5 separate regions of the Homo sapiens genome follow, and all the other regions are linked to region 1. Evidence: read pairs that join two places in POLR2A ChIA-PET (ENCODE). Cell type or tissue: CD4-positive, alpha-beta T cell. All regions are shown on one strand. Region 1 holds the start of IER5L-AS1 (IER5L antisense RNA 1). Region 2 holds the start of LINC02913 (long intergenic non-protein coding RNA 2913). Region 3 has its middle 46 kb from the start of LINC01503. Region 4 holds the start of NTMT1 (N-terminal Xaa-Pro-Lys N-methyltransferase 1). Region 5 has its middle 28 kb from the start of LINC00963.

The links. ChIA-PET counts read pairs that join two places held together with the same protein. Peaks named below come from ENCODE experiments on the same cell type or tissue, not always from the same donor. Only the 100,000 strongest peaks of a DNase experiment are listed, where the experiment ranks them.
Region 2: POLR2A ChIA-PET joins it to region 1 with 16 read pairs; 10 of 35 experiments call an interaction of 5 or more read pairs at or near these places.
Region 3: POLR2A ChIA-PET joins it to region 1 with 14 read pairs; 7 of 35 experiments call an interaction of 5 or more read pairs at or near these places.
Region 4: POLR2A ChIA-PET joins it to region 1 with 20 read pairs; 6 of 35 experiments call an interaction of 5 or more read pairs at or near these places.
Region 5: POLR2A ChIA-PET joins it to region 1 with 13 read pairs; 4 of 35 experiments call an interaction of 5 or more read pairs at or near these places.

The regions. Positions count from the first base shown.
Region 1 is chr9:129,234,009-129,238,008 of GRCh38, reverse strand. It overlaps IER5L-AS1 (IER5L antisense RNA 1), which reads right to left and starts at 1,780. Exons shown (of 7, transcript NR_187590.1): 1 at 1,698-1,780; 2 at 1,267-1,436. RefSeq lists an enhancer at 605-899. In CD4-positive, alpha-beta T cell, no CTCF peak of the experiment used is centred here; DNase peaks (open chromatin) are centred at 678, 1,348 and 1,898; H3K4me3 peaks cover 2,292 bases; H3K27ac peaks cover 1,589 bases.
Region 2 is chr9:129,318,495-129,322,494 of GRCh38, reverse strand. It overlaps LINC02913 (long intergenic non-protein coding RNA 2913), which reads right to left and starts at 1,479. Exons shown (of 2, transcript NR_149714.1): 1 at 1,449-1,479; 2 at 1-703. RefSeq lists enhancers at 1-528, 529-1,097, 1,420-1,469, 1,950-2,009 and a silencer at 1,670-1,789. In CD4-positive, alpha-beta T cell, a CTCF peak has its summit at 1,585; a DNase peak (open chromatin) is centred at 1,554; H3K4me3 peaks cover 1,169 bases.
Region 3 is chr9:129,381,416-129,385,415 of GRCh38, reverse strand. No RefSeq gene overlaps it. Among named protein-coding and RNA genes, the nearest start is that of LINC01503, 46 kb to the right of the region's middle. RefSeq lists silencers at 1,470-1,589, 1,740-1,959. In CD4-positive, alpha-beta T cell, no CTCF peak of the experiment used is centred here; a DNase peak (open chromatin) is centred at 1,625; H3K4me3 peaks cover 1,372 bases; H3K27ac peaks cover 1,238 bases.
Region 4 is chr9:129,624,023-129,628,022 of GRCh38, reverse strand. It overlaps NTMT1 (N-terminal Xaa-Pro-Lys N-methyltransferase 1), which reads right to left and starts at 1,860. Exons shown (of 4, transcript NM_014064.4): 1 at 1,728-1,860. RefSeq lists a silencer at 1,496-1,735 and enhancers at 1,349-1,887, 3,740-3,789, 3,800-3,939. In CD4-positive, alpha-beta T cell, CTCF peaks have their summits at 3,483 and 3,682 (motif pointing right); DNase peaks (open chromatin) are centred at 1,252, 1,842, 2,952, 3,692 and 1 weaker place; H3K4me3 peaks cover 2,765 bases; H3K27ac peaks cover 1,851 bases.
Region 5 is chr9:129,458,733-129,462,732 of GRCh38, reverse strand. No RefSeq gene overlaps it. Among named protein-coding and RNA genes, the nearest start is that of LINC00963, 28 kb to the left of the region's middle. RefSeq lists a silencer at 1,895-2,184 and enhancers at 1,824-2,447, 2,579-3,099, 3,100-3,621, 3,998-4,000. In CD4-positive, alpha-beta T cell, no CTCF peak of the experiment used is centred here; DNase peaks (open chromatin) are centred at 2,232 and 3,342; H3K4me3 peaks cover 2,451 bases; H3K27ac peaks cover 2,111 bases.

The DNA of each region.
Region 1 (4,000 bases):
GCTCTTCCCTCCTGGAGCTCCAGCAACCAGCAGAGAGCTTGGCTCCTAGCAGCTGCTCAGCAAACACTTGTTGAACAATTGAAGAGATGACTTCCCTGCACATAGTAGGCCATTGTCACAGGTGGTAATGGTGGGGCCAGAGCTTTTCCATCCCAGTACAGAGAGCAAGCCCTGGTTACCTGTCATCTTCCCCTTGATCCGAGGTTCCCAAACCACAGTTATGCCTCCTATAAACTCTAGTGGGTAGAGCACCAAGTTGGGAAACTGAGGCAGCCAGGGACAAAGATTGCTGGGTAGAGCTTTTGGGTTTTTCTGGCAGGGGGAGAAACCAAGCACCAACCCTCCCTGCCACCTCCACCACCCCCCACCTGCAAAGAGCTCCCCCAGGGAGAGATACATTCACATATACTCGAATCTCTCGTGTCACAAACAGAAAAGCCATCAGCTCAGCCTGCCTGCGTCCTCAGGGGTCCCACCTTCAGAGCTAAATGCACAGCCATTTAAGGACGCAGAGACCCTCTCCTCCCAGGAGTGGAGAACCCCCAGGGGTCCCTGAAGCCTGCAAAATTGGGGGAACTGAAGCTTCTCGGAGCCCTCTCGCTCCCGCCTGCCTCATGGCTGTTCATTTCTGCAGAATCTGGGGGCTGAGGCTCTGGCGTGTGACTCACCTCCCTCCCTCCCTTCCTCCCTTCCTCTCTCTGAGTAAATGTCAAGTAACATTAGTTATCCCGTCTCCCTCCCTCGGCAGCACCCCCCTCCCTGTTTTTGGCGGTGCTGTTTACCTCGGCAGGATCAATCAGCGTTCAGGGAGAAAATAGAAACCCTTTTAGATCCAATTAATGAAAATTGGGCAGAAGGAATGTGCCTGTTTAAAATTTCACTACCTGGGCAGGGATGGAGGTGAGGACTGGAGATGAGGGAGGTGGGCTAGAATCAGGCCTGGCCCGGCAGCAAGCCCCTGGACTCCTCCAGCGTTTGGAAGAGGAACCTCAATATCTGAAGGGGAGAGGGCTGGGAGGGGCCCCAGAACCAGGCCCTGGCCAAGCGCTGTCTATAGGCACGGTACTTCCAGAGCTGAAAACAGCCGCTGGGCTACATCCTTGCAGGGCAAGCAGAAAAAATGATTGTGGGGAGGGGCCGGGGGCAGGGGGGAGGTTGAGGGGAGGGAAAGAGAATGAAAGCAGCCCCTACCACACACAGGCTTGGCTTTGGGTAGGACCCCCGGCTGCCCCGTGTTCCCAGGACCCCTAGCCCCCAGGAACACACCATGTCATTCCAAAGCCCTGTGTCTCAGGAACTGTGCTGGGGACTGAGGCCTCCACTATGAGGCCCGTGGTCTCGTGGTAAGCAGCCGTGGCTCTGTCCCCAGCTCTGCCACTGCTGGCTGCATGATCTTGAACAAGCAGCTGGCCCTCGCAGCCACTTTTCCTTTGCATCTGTAAAATGGGATGATCACGTGTGTGCCTCACAGGGCAACTGGGAGGGTGAAATAGGAAAAGGTGCAAAAAGTCCTTGGCACGGGGTCTGCCCTCCCCCAGAGTCTGCTCGCCCACCCAGCATCCTCCCCACCCACCCCAGAGCCTGTCCCTGCAGCCCCAGGGCTGCCCAGCTCCAAGAACTCCCAACTGCACACTTATCTCAGCAAAGACCCACTGAGTCCCCCTAGACTGCCGTGTAAGGTGAGCCTTGTCACTCACCCGTCTCATGGGAGAGGACAGACTTGAAGAGTCAGAGCAGCACCTGCAACGGGGCCGATGGCTCCAGGACACAGCCTGGCTCTGCCTGACCCCGCCCCGCAGCAGCAGTGGCTCCCTAACCTTGGGCACTGCAGCTTTGAGGATCGTGAGCACCCACAGTCCCACCCCCAGGACCTAAGCTGCTGGGGCAGGGATGTGAGCTTCTCACGTGCCCCACCTGCAGCAACAGGATGTGGTTTGAAAGGATGAAAGAATGAAGTTGACAGTCTTCAAAGCACTTTTGCATCCTTAAAGTGACTGTAGGCACTATTCCAATGACCTCACCTTTGGGCCTCAGTTGACTTGTCTGTAGAATGGGAGCTGAAGCAAATGTGTCACATGCCTGCAGCTTCATCACTGCGTCCAGGCAAGCTCCAGGAAGGGGACAGACCCCAGCAGGCGCGTGGCCCCCTGCACCCACTGTGTGTCCTTCAGTTCACTTTCTGCATCCCCTACCCACCCCCTGACAACACAGTGGTGAGGGGCACCAATGGGAGTCCTCACCAAAGGCCTGCACTTCGGGGTTGCCCAGGGCAACCTCTACCAACGAGGGCTGGGACGCTGGAGGGATGAGGGCTGCTTTCCATATACCCCTTGGAGGGGCCCAGTAGGGATGGAGGCCACCCTGCCCACAGTGGTGACCAGCCCCATGACACCCTAACATGGGCTTCTCCTGCTCAGCCTCACTCTCCCACCCCCTCACACAGCCCCCTCGGAGCCCTTCCCTTTTGCACCTGAGTCTTCATCACAGGCTCTGTTTTCAGGGCAACCAGGCTAAGACAGGGATGAAAAATAGCAACGACAATAACAACAACTTTATGAGCCTATGCGATGACCTCATGAGCTCATGGTGGCCCAAAAGGAGCCCGAGCACAGTGGGGGGTGGGGGTGGTGACGGGCCTGGCCTGGAGCAGGTGCTTAATGGACAGGTGCAGTCTCCCAAGCAGAGCGGGCGTCCATTCATTCATTCCACTCACGCCATGCATGGCCAAGCCAGGGCTCAGTCCCAAGAGTGGGACAGTTCCTGCCCTCGAGGACCATACCCTCGTAGAACAGATGGGCAAGCCAACCAAGGGGTACACAGCCAAGTGACAGGGTCCATGTCCAAGTGGCATAGTGCAATGGGAGAGGGAAGAAGGGCCTTTCCAGGGTGAGGAAGGCGTCCAGATTGGGGGAAAGGAGGCCGGGCAGGAAAGGTGTTCCAGCAGAGGGAACAGCTGGAGCAAAGGATCCAAGACAGAGGATGGCATGGGGGTGGGGGCAGGGTGGGCAGGGATGAGGCTGGAGAGGCCCAGAGGCACGAGCTCCCAGCAGGCCATGTTCCCTGCCAACCAGGCCTACATTAGCTGTGGGGTGATGCCTGGTTTCTGGCACTGGCAGAGGCACCAAGGCTTGTGTGGCCCAGATGTCCCTCCACCCTGCCAGCAGCAGCTGGGACTTTTGTGGAAGGGCTTGGCTCCAGAGGGGTGCACACAGGAGGGACCCCAGCTGTGCCCAGGTTCTGGTGGCTCTGCCAGGTTCAGAGAGGCCCAGCAGAGAAGGGAAGCAGCCTTGCCAGCCTAGGGCCCAAGCCCTGCCAAGGACCCAGCGTGGACAAGAGACCACGTCAGCAAAAGCCAGAATATCCTGTGCAGCTGTATGGCTCAGCCTCACTCAGGCCATTCCAGAAAGTGGCCATGAGCACCTCCTGAGGATCCGCACAGGTGGAGGATGTGGACGGTGCTCACCCATCTTCTCACACATAGTGAGTAGGCACCTTGGAGGTGGGAGAGTGTTGTGTTAGCCATGCTACGTGACACTCTGCTGCAGGAACAAACAACCTCAAAATCTCAGTGGATCAACATAACAGAAGTCTGTCTCTCATGAAGGCTATATGGCCACTGCTCTGCTCCACATGGCCACACAGGGATCCAGGCCAGGGGCTCCACCATCTTGTAGCTCCTCATCTGGAACAAGTGATCTTCTCAGTCACTAGAACAGGGGAACAGACTACAGGGAAGTCAGCTCTGGTTCTTCTGTGCTTCAGCCCAGAGGGGACACGTGTCCCTTCACCTCTCAGACCATTGGCCAGAGATGCAGAGGGGCTGGAAGCCAGAGAGCAAAGATGAGATGGCTGGTGGCACAAGCAGTGAGGGGTGAAGTCTCAGGGTGGGTCCCAGATCTGGTGACCTTGGCCACACAACTCAATCTCTTGGAGTCTTGATCTCTGCACCTATGACTCGCCCATTTCATGGAAGTGGACAGACTTGGAAAGTCAAAACAGT
Region 2 (4,000 bases), 84 kb before region 1:
ACTGTCCCAGACAGCACAGGGAAAAGGCCAGGGATGGACAGGCAGAACTGGGAACTTTCTTAGGAGGGGACAACAGGGCCTGGGACCATGTTTACCCCTGCCCCCTCTAAGGTTGCATCCTCTCTTACATGGGACACACAAAGGGCAGTGTCCCCCGGGCATCAGTGCTCTGAGGGCAGAGCCAAGCGAATGTCCCCTTAGGGCCTGCCGATGTGCTGGGGAAACGTGGTTCCCCACCCATGAGGCTGCTGCTTGCTCCAAGCCTGGGTGCCATGGCCAAGATGGCTCTACCTGGCTGCCAGGGTCACAGAGCAGAGGATTCAGATGTCTCACTTCCTGAGGGTCTCCAGGCCAGGCCCTGGCAACACAGCTGTGAACAGCCATGTGGTTCCTGCCCTCATGGAGCTCACAGCCCTGTGTGCAAAGCAGGCAATCAGGGCCTAAGCATGGGGTGCGAAACCCAGAGTGGGCAGAAGAGGACGGGCTGGGCACCAGAGAGGACTTCCCAGAGGAAGAGGCACTGAAGGGAAGGGCTCGGATGGGAAGAAAAGGGGTTCCAGGCAGAGGCCACAGCCTGGGCAAGGGCCTGGGAGAGAAAAGTGGTGGGTTCCAGGAGCTGCAGGCTTCCTCGCCCACCTCCCCCGACAGGTGAGGTTTATCGCTCAAGGCCACATACGCCATCTCACGTGGTCCCCGCTGCCACCTGGAGAGGTCAGAGGGCAGGAACTCTTACTCCCAATTCACACTGGGACAATTCCCAGCTGGACTAGAACCCCGATCTCCTGACTCCTGGCTCAGGTGAGAGTCAACATGCAAGGCTGGGCCCACAGCAGCCCTGGCATTTGACCAGCAGCCAGGTAGGCCCAATTTTCATCACCTGCCTTTAACAGATGAAGAAATTGAGGCTTAGGGAGAGCACAACACCCCTCAACTGCCGCAGTTTTTGTCTGTCTGGGGGCCCTAGGACAAGCCTGAGGTGCGGAAAAGCCCTCCCTGGGTGGGGCAAGAAACAGAGCTGGGAACGGGTGACTTGGGGTGAAGGAAGGAGGGGAGCGGGGATGGGTTTTGGAAATCCACACTGGGCAGGGAAAGGCGAAGGAATGTGGGTGAGACGGGGTGCGCCAGTCCCGGAGGGGCCCAGGGCCTCAGGCAGCCCCCTCCCTCCTTGCCTCCCAGGTGAGACCCTAACTTCGCGGAAGACGACACCCCTCAGCTGGGCGGGGAGGAGGGCCACCGCCTCCTGGCCACCCAATCAGAGACATTCCCAGTCTGATGGCGGAGGCCGCCAGGGCCAAGGGCTCCCAGGGCCTTCCCCGGGGAACCCCCGAGACCTGCCCCGGACTCGGAGGCCCACCGCGCATCGCCCGCCCCCAGCCTCATTAGCACCGACACCCGTCGTCCTCCCCTCGGTTTCCGATGGCTCCAGAATTTAAAGGTTAAATCCTAACCTCGTCTCAGCAGTTTCTCCCGGCTTTGCCTACCCAGCGCCAGTTGCTGGTAATTATATGCATCTCCGAGCAGCCAATCAGCTGTCAGACTGACAGATACTGATCTTTTCGTTTTATTTTTAGCTCTGTGCTTCCCCCTCTAGTTGCAAAAAAAAATTCTGTTTGTTCTGTGTGCTGCTGCCTCGCTCCCAGCCCTGCAGCCGGCTCTCATCTCCGCCAGCCAGGCGGGAGCAGGCAGCCGCCGGGGCTGGAGCCTGCGGTCCCCGCCCGAAAGCGGGGAACAGAACGTGCCCGCCGCCCCCGAGCTGCGGACCGCCCTGCCCAGAGCAACCCCCGGGGCTGCCATGGGGAAGGGAGGAGGCCGGGGCGCTGTGGGCACCTTGGATGCAAACACCCGAGGAGCTGTGCTCAGTCTTGGGGGCCACGCACGGGTGGAAGCAAGCCCGTACCTGCGGGCTGGGGGCTTGGAGAGAAAGACACACACAGAGACAGCGAGAGACAGAGAGACGTACACAGGCAGAGACAAGCTAGACTGAGGGCGGAGGGGAAAAAAGACAAGCACTTTCCCCCCTGGAAGCACTCGTCCCCCATCCCCCAGAACCGAACAGAAGGGGTCAGGAATGGCCTCAGCCCCGCCCTGGAGTGGGGCTCAGAGGGGAGTTTCCAGCCCCGGGCCCCCCAGAGCTCGGGCCGGGAACCTGGGCCTCCCCTCCCAGGTCTGCTGCCTCATCTGCCACGGAAGGGCGAGTGAAGTGCTCTTCGGGGTCATTTGTGAGTTGTTCTGCAAGGTTCTGTGGGCCTTCCTGGAGACTGGCAGGTGTAGGGGCCTGGCCGGAGGGAGGCCGCTATTCATACAGCTTCTCTGGAGGGAGAGACAGCAACTGAGGGCCAGGGAAGCTCTTAGGTCCCAGTGAGTCTCCCAGACAGTGGAGGGGTCTGATCCAGGGGGGCCGGCCCTGAAGAGTGATGGGAATGATTGTGAAGTTTCCTTCCATCCTCGCGGCTCTCTACAATTTGCAAAGTGTTCACTTTGCCCTAGTGGCCTCTCCTTCTGCCCCACAGTTAGCTCCAGAATGGAGTGAAATAGGGGTCTGGGAGGCCTGGGGAGGCTCACCTGTTTTCTGATGGGCCCTGGGGCCGGCGTCGGGGGAGTGTGGCCTAATGGTTCCGTCTTTGAGGTACAACTCACCTGGTTCAAGCCCCAGGGCTGCTGTTTACCAGCTCTGCGACCCTGAGTGAATGGCTCGAGCTCTCTTGGCCCCAGTGTCCCCATTGGGAAGGTGGGCCCCCACCCCACCCTGCACCCCCACAGGGTGGCTCAGGGCCAGAAGTCACTCCGTCTGGGTGCTCCTCCCGGCCCCGGCCTCCACGGGCCCGGCACACTTGTGAGCAGGTATTATTAGCTTCTCCGTTTTGCGGATGGGGAAACTGAGGTTCATGTGACTCGTAATTGGCAGAACTGGGACTAGAAACACCCCCCCACTTTTGGCTTCCTTTTCTCTGACACCACAGATGGCGCGCTGAGAAAAAAGAGAAGAGCGGGAGAAGGGAATTAGGAGCCCGAGAGAGATGGAGGGAGGCAGAAGCGCCGTGATCAATTACTTGGGCTATAAATTTCTGCTGTTTTGCAAAGTGAGCACACAGCCTCCGAGAGGCAGAGCTCCCTGGGCAGGCTCTGGAGAAACCAAACAGAGCCAAGCCCTGCAGCAGGCGCTTTTGATGGTGGGAACCGGGGAGGGAGAGGGGTCGAGCTCAAGGGTGGGTGGGACAAGCTGGGGGTGCAGCAGAGGGGGCCAGGGGAGGGCCAGAGGAGAGGAAGGAAACCCAAGTGTCAGTGAGCTTGGGAGCTGTGGGAGCCCCCTGGGGAGGGATCGGCTTCGTGCCTCCCCGGCATTCTCTCCCGCTGCTGGGGGTAGGAGAACCAGGCCTGGGCACAAGATCGTGGCCCCCTGCCACTGCATTCGAAGCTGGTACAGGGCCAGGGCGGGGGCGACGGGGGGCAGGAGGCCCTTTGAACCTCACCTTCCTTATCTGTCAAATGGGGATACTGATGACATCCATCCCCAGGGATTGGTATCTAGGGTATAAGTGGCTTAGCCTGGGGCCTGGCACACAGCAAGGAGAGTTGTTGTTGTAAATTTTTTGGAAGATTACCAAGGGCAGAAGGGTTTGGTAACTGGTGGTTTGGAGACCAACTTAATTATTTAAAAGGTGGAAAGTGGTCCCCGCTGGGAGGAAGGGTGATGGAAAGAGTTTCCCACAGTGGGGATAGGTTGGGCACGGCATTAGACCTGTCTCTTGGTCTCCCAGACATGGAGGGGCTGTGGACAGGGGCCAGGATGCTGTGTGTAGCTGGGAAAAGAGGCCAGAGCCAGCTGCCTGGACTCCACCTTTCTGGAGCCCTGCAGTGGCTCACTTAGGAAATGAGCCGGAAACAGAGGCCGGCTTCTCTCTTTGGAATCCGAGTGCCCCAGGGAACATGGGATCCTGGGAGCAACCCCCTCAGGGCCTTCCACACTGTGGAACTGCAAAGAATGTGGCGTTCCAGAAGC
Region 3 (4,000 bases), 150 kb before region 1:
TGAGGAGCAGTGAACTTGGGGGAAAGATGGCAGCTTTGATACAGGGGCATGGGAGATCTGGATGGAGCCACTACATTGGGTCCTTTCGGGGGCTGGTGCCCAGGAGGGAGTATGTGGGGTGAGGGAGAGTCAATGTCGGTGCCGGGTGGCAGGGTTGAGGAAGGTCGCACCATGGTCCCTGGCCAAGGCCTTACTCATTGGAGAAGTACACATTGCTTCTTTTCCCAGGACACTCCCTTTTGGGGCTGTCACCGTGCCTCAAGTACCCTCCTTGTTGGAACTGATGTCCAAGGCTACATGTGAGTGGTAGAGCCCATCAAGCTGCAAATTTCTTGGAAGTGGCCTTCCAGCCACCTCCCATTAGCACAGGAGGCAGGGACCTCTCTGATGGGGTTGACAAGCTGATTCCTCAAGCCTGAATCCATGCTGCAAGGACGGGTGTAAATGACAGTGGCGACATGCTTCTGTCTGAGGCTTTTCACTGCTTGGAATGACATCCCACCGCGCTCTGCTTCATCCTCTGAGGGCCCTGAGATGCAGGCCAGGCAGCCTTCTGCCTCAGTTTCACAGAGAAAAAAGTTCAGGCACAGAGAGGCCTAGCAACTTGCACATAATCACACAGCCAGACAGAACTGGCCAGAATTTGAACCCAGCTCTCCAGCCTTCAGACCTGGCCCTCTTTCTATTTCCACCGGATGGTCCTCACAGCAGGGATTGGGGCAGGGAATCGTACCAAGTGAAAGTCAGCCATTGAGGACTGCGGGTGGGTGGAAGGTGAAGAGGCTCCCTGGAGAGAGTGGAGGGACCCCAGGCGAGGGAAGCGTCTGTATAATCCCCACAACTGCCCTGGCCCAACGCATGTCCTTTGCTCTGCCCTAAGTGCCTGGTCCTGTGCTCTGTATTGGTCATCACCTTGAACCCTCAAACATCTTATTCTGAGCCCATCTTACAGCCAAGAAAATGGATGCTCAGAGAGGTTAAGGAATTTGCCTAAGGTCAATTAGTGAGGAATAGAGGTCTCTGGCCTGTTGGAGCCCAGAGCTCGTGCAAAGGCCCTGAGGTAGGGCCCAGGAACAGGGTGTGTAAAAGAACTGTAAGGAGTGGGTGGGGAGGAGGGGAGAAGCTGCGGAGGTCCCTCTCGGTCCCATCCAAACCTCACTTGCTCAAGCAAAAGTTTCAGGGTGTCGCTTCCTGTTCAGTGGAGCAAGGCCCCGTCCATACTGGCCTCGGTTTCCTTGGGATGGGGGAAAGGGGTGGCAGAAAGCGCCCCCTACCCTACCCTACCCCCAGTCCAAGTCAGAAGAAGTAGCTGCAGCTTCCGGGAAGGTTGTCTGGAGACCCAGAAAGAGAGAGAAGTGGGTGGGGACGAGGGGCACCGGTAATGAACGCGGTCTTCTGCCCGCAGCGACGCAGACTGGGCTGTAATCCGGGCCTCCTGGGCCAGCAGGGCCTGGCGGGCCTTCCCCAGCGCAGGTTCCCATGTTCATTTAGGCCCCGCGACGCCCGGCGGGACGCCCTTCCCTTTAGGGACAGGGGCGCGGGGCGGGGTCGCCGGTCGCGCGCGGGCACACGGGCACGCACACACGCGCGCGCACAGACGCTCCCGGAGCCGTCAGAGGAGGCGAAAGGAACCAAGAAGTGAAAGTGAGCAACCTCTAGTGAAAGAAATAGACATGCACAGACAGCTCGGAAACTGACGCGGTGCCAGCGAGCCGGCCTTCCCGGGCGCGCCCGGGTGCGCAGGCAGCGCGTTCCCCAAGCTGGGCGCGCGCTCGGCGGCCACCGAGGAGGGCCTGCCACTCGCTCGCGTCCCCCCAGTTCCTTTTCCTGCTTCTTGCTGCCTCCGCCTCTCAAGCAGCCGGGAGGTCCCCGCGCGAGGCCCCCAGCGGGCGCCCCAGGATCCATCGGGTCCCCCACGATCCTTCACGCCCTGGACCCCGGCAAAGCGCGGCTGGGCCCAGCCTTGAACCCTGGCGGCCGAGGGTCAGAGAGCTCTGGCGTTTGAGTCCTTTCGCCCACCAGGCCCGGGCTACCTGCAGAGTGGAGGCCTTTGCCCTCCCCCGCCTCCCCCGCCACCCGTCTGCACGGACTGTCCCTGCGCTGCGGCTCCCGGGAGCGCCCAGGCCCTGCAGTGGTCACTGCACAGATGACTTTGGCAATAGCCATCTCTTGGAGAAGGAACTTCCAAGTGACAGTCCTGAGAGGCCAACGGCCAGTCGGCTGATGTGAGCAGCGCCTGGCAGCCTCAGAAGGGCTCACCCTGCCCGCCTCCCTGCCCCCACCCTCCCTGCACTAAACCAGCTTTTCCAGCTCTGCAGCCTGGTCAGGTTTCTGGCAGGTGTGGGTTGTTTTCTGCCCCTGGAGCTTGGGTGGGAAAAGAGAGAGGTCTGAGAAGCTGGGTGCCCACCTAGTGCTCTGCCATGCCTGCATCCCCACTCCAGAGGCCCCCCAGGGACTCTCAGTGTGGAAACAGACCCCAACTTAACAGAAAAGGCTGGGATGCCTGTTGGCTGATGAAGTCAGGCCTTTTGGACAGATATCAAGCAGAAGCCATGACTAGTGATAAGGCTCCCCTTCCCTCTGGGTTTCGAGAGCCACAGTTTCGAGAGCTTGGTGGGCAGTAAACAGCCCCAAAGCTTCTCAACAGACACAGAAGGGTGTGGCTTCTTCCCATTGGGAAGCTATTGGTGGGAGGGTTGCCAGACCCTTCCCAGATCTTGTTTCAGCTGGGTGAGCCTGGGGACACTTGGCCACACAGGGTGTCCCCAACTAAGCTAGGATGCAAAAAGAAAATGCCTTGTCCCAGTCATAGCCCAGTGGGAGACAGAGGGGTAAACAATCAAAATGGGGTGTGAGGACAGCTCTGAAGGAGGCCTGAGCCAGGGGGTGTCCCCTGGAGGCACCAGGAGAAGCAGGGAGGGTGCTCTCAGCAAAGGCAGCCACATGGGAGTCTGGGGGGTGCCCAGGAAGCTGCAGACCCCAGAGGCCCCACAGAGCTCTGCAGACTGCCCAGTTGCAGAAAGCCTAGACCCACCATCAAAATCAAAATAGGGGCCGGGCGCCATGGCTCACGCCTGCAACCCCAGCACTTGGGAGGCCAAAGCAGGTGGATCTCTTGAGGTCAGGAGTTTGAAACCAACCTAACCAACATGGTGAAACCCTGTCTCTACTGAAAATACAAAAATTAGCTGGGTGTGGTGGCACACACCTGTAATCTCAGCTATTTAGGAAGCTGAGGCAGGAGAATTCCTTGAACCCAGGAGGCAGAGGCTGCAGTGAGCCGAGATCGCACCACCGCATTCCAGCCTGGGCAACAGAGAAAGACTCCATCTCAAAAAAAAAAAAAAAAAAAAAGACAAAAAAAAAAACCAAAGTGGGGAGCCCTCGGGGACTTGTGCCTCCTTTAATGCTAAAGATGGACAGACTAGGGGTCTGAGAGGTGGTGCCACCTGCCCAAGGTCACCCCACTGGCTAGTTTGGGCTGGGCCCTGGCACACAGTAGGTGCTTACTAATGGGCTGTGAGGACTGGAATCCGGGGAGCCAGAGAGAGGGCCACCGCCCTTCCGCCCCTACCATCCCACAGATCTTTACTGAGAGCCTTCCACTGCGCTGGGAGCTCAGCCACATGCGGAAGACACGAAGAGCCAGGTAAACAGATGGGAGCGCATGGGGAGTAAGGCCCTCCCGGAGGAGGGAGCCCGGGGACAGAGTACCCCAGGCCTATGCAAAGGCCCTGAGGGACAGAACGTGCTGTGTGGCTGAGCAGAGGAGCAGAGGCCAGGAGGGGCATGCAGGCTGCAGAGGGGAATTTGGGTTTGATTTCAAGTGCATGCCTCACACAGGACTGGCGTGGAGAGGGCAGGGGGAGCTGCCATGGGGAACCCAGGCCTGGCTGCAGCAGGCTGGAGAAGCGGCTCTAGGAGGAGCCTTTGCTCTTCAAGCGCCTGCACCTTTCTCGTTTCCCACCTCCACCCATTATCCAGAAACACAATGGCCCAG
Region 4 (4,000 bases), 390 kb before region 1:
CAGTAAATGTGATCCTACATCCTTCACAGTCACCTGGCTGCTGCCTCCTCCTCCCCGCCAAGGTGTTCAGACCCAAGGTACTGCATCTCTTCTCCCACGACCCATGGAAGAAAACAGTGCTGAAACTGTCACCGGCAGACTTTTGCAGTCATCTCATCCTCCTCACGTAAGTCTCTACGGAAAAGCCTGCCTAAAAGTTACCTCCACCCTCTAGCAGCCTAGTGGACAGAGTCCATCCTCCCTGGATCTTTGTGGACAGCAGCAGGCCACATGCAAACGGCAGAGTGCTCTAAGAAAAAGAAGGAAGTGAGAAAGGGAGGGAAGAAGACAAAACAGGGGATACATTTAAAAACTAACAAAGGCTCTGATGGAGCCAGATGAACCAGATCTGAATCTTGGCTCTGCACACCTGCTGTGTAAGCACAGACAAGACATTAAACCTCACCATTCCTCAGTTCACCTATAAAATGGAACAGTAATACCGACTTTACAGAAAGGCTGTGATTAAAAGTGCATATGAAAAGCTTAAAGTGCTTTGCACAGTGCCGGGCACATATTCTCTCTTGAGCTTAGAAATCTCTGTCAAATGAGATTCTTGTCAACTCTGCCCACTATGAGGATCAAATGGGAAAACTGCCTTAGAATGCCACAGAAGCTGTATTGGACACACCTAGGGGACTGTTACTGGTATGCTGGGCGGCCAAGCCAGCAGACTCAAACAGCTCTGCAAATCAGCCAGAGTGGGGAGTGAGCTTCCTCTGCCTATAAGCACAGAACCCCCACCGAGATTTTTTAGATGCCATCCTTGTGATCCTAGGGCTTCCGGCCTCCACCAAAACGCTCCATGCATCCTTCCAACCCCCGCACAGTCCTCAGTTTACATAGAGAAAAACCAGCACACTAAAGGAAGTGACGTGTCTTTAAACATACAAACAGGAAGCCGAGAACAGAATTAAGGAGGGAATCCAGGCTCCTTATACCAGCCCTGGTTCCTCCCAGAGGCTCATCCCATCTCACTGGGCAATCATTCTACACACCACAACCACCGGTTACACTGTCCCTCCCCGCTGTCAGGGCCTCTGACACCAGTTGTGGCAATCACTTATAGTACAGAGGAGAAACCAAAGTCCAGAGGGAGAGATCACACAGTTGGTGCGCAGCAAAGTCTGGGCTTTTCGATATGGCAGCCTCCCTGCAGACAGGCTGACCTTGGCCGCAAGGGCTCTCGGGCTGTCTTTTTTGAGCTGCACCTGTGTCGGGCTGGCGCTCGGGTGGCACCCAAGGTTAAATACGACAGCAACTTCTGTGCAGCGGGCACTTAACTGTGCCAGGCTCTGAACTGGGCATTTTACCGATTTTACCGATTCCTCCCATCCATCCTCCAAGTGGGCGCTCTCCATATCCCTGTTTCTCGGAAGGGAAACAGGCTCAGAGAAAGGGATTTGCTGCGGTCTGGGGACCGGGGTGGGGGAGTGCCCTGCCTGGGCTTTGAGTGCCTTGACTTTCCTCCTGTACCCCGACCCATGGACTGCTCCGTAGTCCCTGCCCAGGTCCGGCCCGTAGACCTCTTGGGGACGCGCACGTGAGGCCTGTGCCGGCCCGCGCGCACGCGCCGGGTCACGTGACGAGCCGGGGACCCGGGACCTCAGGGCGCCGAAACAGTTAGGGGTCGCAGCCTCCCCTCTCCCAGCGGCTGCCTACCCTTCGCACCGCCTCGCGCTACTCACTCCGGGCGGGGGCTCCCGGGACCGAGAGAAGAAGATGGGGAAGAGGAAGGGAGGGCGGCGGCGGCGGAGACGCCACAAGCCAACCGCAGCTCCGCCAGACCACGACCAGACGCGACAGCTCGCGGCGCGCGCTGCCTTTGTCCGCCAACGTCACTTCCGGGCGTTTAGGGGCGGGCCCATGGCTGGCTCCACCCCCTCGCTCAGCTCGCCCCTCCCCCGCGCGGGCTCCGGATTTAACTTAACTTCTTTTGAAAAATAATTTAAATTTTTTTTTTTTTTTTTTTGAGATAGAATCTTGCTCTGTCAAGCAGGCTGGAGTGCAGTGGCGCGATCTCGGCTCACCGCAACCTCTGCCTCCCAGGTTCCAGCGATTCTCCTGCGTCAGCCTCCAGAGTACCTGGGACTACAGGCGTGAGCTACCACACCCAGCTAATTTTTGTATTTTTAGTAGAGACGGGTTTTCACCATGTTGGCCAGGCTGGTCTCGAACTCCTGACTTCAAGTGATCCGCCCGCCTCTGCCTTCCGAAGTGTTGGGATTATAGGCGTGAGCCACCGCACCTGGCCTAATTTGACTTCTTTAAAAAAAAAAAATTAGAGACGGGGTCTCACCCTGTTGCTCAGGCTGATCTTGAACTCCTGGCCTCAAGCGAGGCTTCCACCTCGGCCTTCCAGACTGCTGGGATTACATGCGTGAGCCACCGCGCCCAACACAGGTTACAGCTCAAAACTTGACTAAATTGACTTTTGGGAATCTAGAAGGACCTCCCGAACGGAAAAGAGCCGCAGCGTCGCCCTCTCCCCGTCCCCAGCACGTACAACAGTTCGTTTGGAGGCTGCAGGCTGGACTTCTAAAAACGAGTGTGTTGTGCGGGCTTTGAGTAAAAAGGGAAAAAAAAGCCATTGGTCCTCAAATCCACCCATCTCCATTAGCATCTTAAAATAATACCGACCCCCCAAAATAAATAAAATAAAAAGAAATACTCTCGGCAGTGCCATGGGATTCCCACTGAAATGAGCAAAACAAGCCCATGACGTTTCCATTCCAAAAGCGTGGCCCTTCCCTAGGCTCCTCCCATGCAAAGAAATTCTGGAGCTATCTCCGAGGCAGCGGTGATGGAAACGGGAGCTTGCAGGTGGGTAGAGCCTGTTAACATTTCCGAGCTTCAGTCTCCTGTCAGAAGAGGAAGTTGAGCAACGTAATAATTACTCAACTTCTGATGCTCTGAGAGGGTTAAACTTGTGGGACATTGCACGTCAGACCTTCAGCTCAGCACCTGCAGTGGGTTCTCAGGAAATGGAAGCTGTTATAATGACAATATCCATCTTAAGTTCATTTTTCCTATACTATTAATAATATCCTTGTGTTGGCAGGGCACGGTGGTGCACGACTCTAATCCCAGCATTTTGGGAGGCCAAGGCAGGCGGATCACCTGAGGTCAGGAATTTGAGACCAGCCTGGCCAACATGGCAAAACCCCGTCTCTACTAAAAATACAAAATTAGCCAGGGATGGTGGTGCATGCCTGTAGTCCCAGCTACTCTGAGGCTGAGGCAGGAGAATAGCCTGAACCTAGGAGGCAGAAGTTGCAATGAGCCTAGATCGCGCCATTGCTTTCCAGCCTGGGTGACAAGAACGAAACTCTGTCTCAAAAATAAAATAATAATAATACTATCCTGGTGTTCCTTCCTCTGGGCGACGCACACAGAAGGTGCTTAAAGTGTGTTTGCTCTAAATGTGTTGAAAGCTACGGTAGAAAGGGGATGCTAAAAAGCCCCTTCTGCATTGAGTCCGCAGGATGTGTGTATGTGCATCTTATTTGGCATACCCTCTAGACTATTCTAGGTCACAACTGCTACCCCTGGTCTGAGCCCCTCTCCCAAGCTTCATTTTCTGTGTCTTTAAGCAAAGGGATTGATCCTGGGCAATTTCAATCGGTGGGGGTGTCCGGAATCCTCCGCCAGGGGGCAGCTCTGATCCAAGCTCTCTGTATGCCTAAAAATCCAGCCCTGTCTTATTTCCTGTCAACAGAAGAGCAAGCCCCTTCCCCACAGCCACGCTCCAAGGCCTTCCCAGGACTGGCCGGCTCCCTGACCTCAAAGCCTCTGGCATCTCTGAATTCCCAAGCCTAGCACATAGTAGTTCCTTGATAAATATTTGCAGAGTGCAAGGGCTGGAGGGCTCCTTAGAAACCATCTAGTTAGGCCAGGCGCAGTGGCTCACGCCTGTAATCTCAGCACTTTGGGAGGCCGAGGCAGGTGGATCACAAGGGCA
Region 5 (4,000 bases), 220 kb before region 1:
AGTCCTTCCTGGACCCCAGCATCCCCAGGCAACCACAGAGCTGCTTTCTGTCATTACCGACTCGCACGCATCTTCCGGGACTTCACACCGACACAATCCCCCATGCCTTGCTGGTGGCTGCCGGCTCCTCTCCCAGTCATGGTGCTGTGGTGCTGTGTGCACGGTTGTTCCGGCTCCTCTCCTGGTCATGGTGCTGTGGTGCTGTGTGCACGGTCGTTCCTGTTGGTGAGTCGCCTTCCATGGGACGGATGTGCCACAACCTGTTGCTCCCTTTGCCTGCGGGACGGAGCAACACTGTGCTGTCTCCAGTTTCCGCCTTTTACAAATAAAGCTGCTGTGAACACTCATGTGCAAGGCTCTGTGTGGAGGTGAGTTTCATTGTTTTCTTTTTCTTTCTTTTCTTTTCTTTTCTTTTCTTTCTTTTTTTTTTTTGAGACATGGTCTCGCTCTGTCGCCCAGGCTGGAGTACAGTGGCGTAATTTTGGCTCACTGCGGCCTCAACCTCCCTGGCTCAAGCGATCCTCTCACCTCGGCCTCCTGAGTAGCTGGGACTACAGGTGTGCACCACCATGCCTGGCTAATTCTTTTTTTTTTTTTTTTTAATTGAGACGGAGTTTCGCCCTTGCTGCCCAGGCTGGAGTGCAGTGGCATGATCTCGGTTCACTGCAACCTCCGCCTCCCAGATTCAAGCGATTCTCCTGTCTCTGCCTCCCAAGTAGCTGGGATTACAGGCATGCACCACCATGCCTGGCTAATTTTTGTATTTTTTGTAGAGATGGGGTTTCACCGTGTTGGCCAGGCTGGTCTTGAACTCCTGACCTCAGGTGATTCACCTGCCTTGGCTTCCCAAAGTGCTGAGGTTACAGCCGTGAGCCACCACACCCGGCATATATATATACATATATGTTTTTTTTTTTTAGACTCTCGCTCTGTCGCCCAGGTTGGAGTGCGGTGGCATGATCTCTGTTCACTGCAAGCTCCACCTCCCGGGTTCAGGCCATTCTCCTGCCTCAGCCTCCAGAGTAGCTGGGACTACAGGCACCCACCACCATGCCCAGCTAATTTTTTGTATTTTTAGTAGAGACGGGGTTTCACCGTGTTAGCCAGGATGGTCTCGATTTCCTGACCTCGTGATCCGCCCGTCTCGGCTTCCCAAAGTGCTGGGATTACAGGCATGAGCCACCGCGCCCGTCCAGTCTTTAAATATTTTGTAAAGACAGGGTCTCACTATGTTGCCTAGACTGGTCTTGGACCCCTGGGTTCAAGAGATCCGCCCGCCTCAGCCTCCCAAAGTGCTGGGATTACAGGCATGAGCCACTGCGCCGGTGGAGATTTCATTTCTTGGAGATAAAAGCCTCGGAGTGCCATGGTCAGATCCGTGGTAAGAGTATGTTCAACTTTTTTAAAAGTGCCAAATGTTTTCCAAAAGTAGTCGAACCACTTCTCATTCCTATCAGCGGTGGATGAGGGTCCCACTGGAGTGTGGGATTTGAACTCAGGCCCAGCCCACTCCAGAACCTGTGTCTGTCCCTGCCAAGCTTCAGGGATCCTCTCTGAAGGCCTTGGAGAAGGAACCAGCAGACAGCCGGCGGGGGCGGTGCTGGGATGCGGGCTCCGGCCTCTTTGCATCAGCCGAGGGTCCCTCCCTTGTAGCTGGGTCTGGCTTCCTCCTTGAACAGAGTGCTGCCTTCCCAGGGGCTCCTGGAGGGCAGGGGTGGGCACTCCGTGGGCACCAGGCCCACGAGGGGCTCCAGACCCTCCGCGGACCCTTGTCCCTGGCTGGGTTGAAGATGCCCGGAGTCTCCCAGGCCATGCCAAAGGCTTGTGGGGGTGGGGAAGGGTGCGAGGGTTTCACCAGGCACGCGCCAGGGAAAGGGCTTGTCCCTTGAGCTCCGACAGACAAGGAGGAGGAAGGAAGCCACCAGAACCCAGGCAGCGGCCGGGGGGAGAGCCAGAGAGTTTAGCAGCCAAAGCGGGGAGGGGCGACCCTCTCCTTCCAGACCCCAGGGAGGTGGGCAGAAAGCGGGAGGGGCGCGAGAAGGGAGCAGGGATTCTTCATTAAAACTGAACCCCCGGAGCCGGGCCCGCGGCGGCCGAGCAGCCGGGCTGCAGGCGGCCTCCCTCTCGCGGCGCACAGAGGCCCGCGCCGGCTCCAGCCGCCCGCGGCCGACCTCGCGCGTCCTCAAAGCCAGCCTGTCCCACTTCCCCCGCCGGTTGCTACAGCAACTGAGCTCTGAGTAATCAGCTGCACGGTGACCTTTCTTCCCCCGGAGAGCGGGAGGGAGGGAGCGGGAGGGCGGAGGGAGGAAGGGAGGGGAGGAGAGAGGGGGGAGGAGGAGGGAGGAGGAGAATGGAGGGGAAAGATGGAGAGGAGGAGGGAGGGAGGCTGGAGGGGGGAGATGCAGGCGGGGGAGGAGGGAGGAGGAGCAGGGGGAGGCTGAGCTGCTGGTCAAAGCTGTAAATCCCTGCAGCTGGGGTCTGAGGGCTTTGCGGGGAGGAGCTGGCAGTCAGAAGGCGGGAGAGAGGAGGGGGCGGCCGGCAGCACCGTGGTAGGGGGAGGGAGGGGTAGCCAGGGAACTGACCCGGACAGATTCCCTCCCAGGCACCCCTGGCGCCCACCCCTAGCCCCTCCCGGGATGCTCCCCCGAGTCCTCCCTCGTGGAGAGGTGAGGGGACTGTGAGAGAACGGCAGGTCCCCAGTGCTCTCTGGCTCACAGGACAGCCCTCCCGCCTCCGCAGCCGCCTTGATTCCACCATTCCCCAGATGGAAAAACTGAGGCTGGGAGGCTTGTTTACAGTGTCAGGGCCCCGAGCTTGGCCCCTGGGACAGCCCCTCACCCCACAACCGCCACTAGCTGGCAACCAGGTGGAGGAAAGTTCTGGTCCACGCCCAGCCTTCCCACCTCCCTGATCTCTGGCCTCAGTTTCCCTGGTTGTAAAGCAAGGATCCCCACGGCATGGTGTACGCTGCAGTGGCGGGGGAGTTAGGGGGCTCCATGGAGCTTCTCACACCCCAGTGTTGATTTAAGATTCTCTAAGCGCAGCAGAAGCGCGGTGAGGCGAATGTGAGAGGGCCGGGACTGGAGATGCTGGGGATGGGGTGGGCATACTTAGGAGAAGGGGCCCCACAGGTCCCGGAGCGGCCAGGTAGCTGGGGCACCACCCAGGCCCCCTCAGGCGCGGAAACCTTCCTGCTACCTGGTATCCTGCCTACCCCCCCCAGCTCGGCCGCCCTGGGGCCTCTCCGGCTCCAGCTCTTGGCTGGGCCTCGGTGCCAGCACAAGCCCTATCACCCGCCGGCCCTGGGGACCCGCCAGCCGCCTGTTTACGAGGCCAGCCAGCCCCCCGTCACAGCCGTGCCCACGGGGTGGGGGAGGGACGACAGATGGCGGAGGTGCCATTTTAACCAGAGTCTGCAGCCGTTGGGGAAGGAGAGGAAGTAGCCCAGGGCTGGAGGGAGCTGGGACCTTCTGTTGTTGCTGCCCCTGGGGCACCTCCATCCTACCCCCTCTGCACGGGCACCTCTCCCGAGCTCAGGTCTGAGTGGCACAGATCCAACAACCTCGTCACTGGGGCTGCCTAATCTTCCATGGACTCTGTGGGTGCCCCTTGGATCAGCGAAGCATCCGGGGTCCCCCGGGGGCAGGGGCTATAGGGGCAATCTCTTAAGGCTCCACTGTGAGGAGGGCCCCATGACTTCTCCAGCCCACAGCAAGGATCCCCCACCCCCACTACTGACTATGAAATGCAGGCTGCAGGGAGTCACAGCAGGAGGGACCGTGGGCAGACAGGGCTGCAAAGTTCGGCCTGCCTCGAGGCTCCAGCAGGGGAGCTCAGGACGGGTTGGGAGCAAAGTCTGGGAGAGGGAGAGGGGCTCCCCCCAGGCGTTCTGTGCTTTCATCCCAGCTCAGCACCCATGTCAGCCCCAGAACCTCCCCCAGGCTTCCACATTCAAAGCTCCAGCTGCAGAGGGTGCTGACCTCGCCCCTGTGGGGGTAGG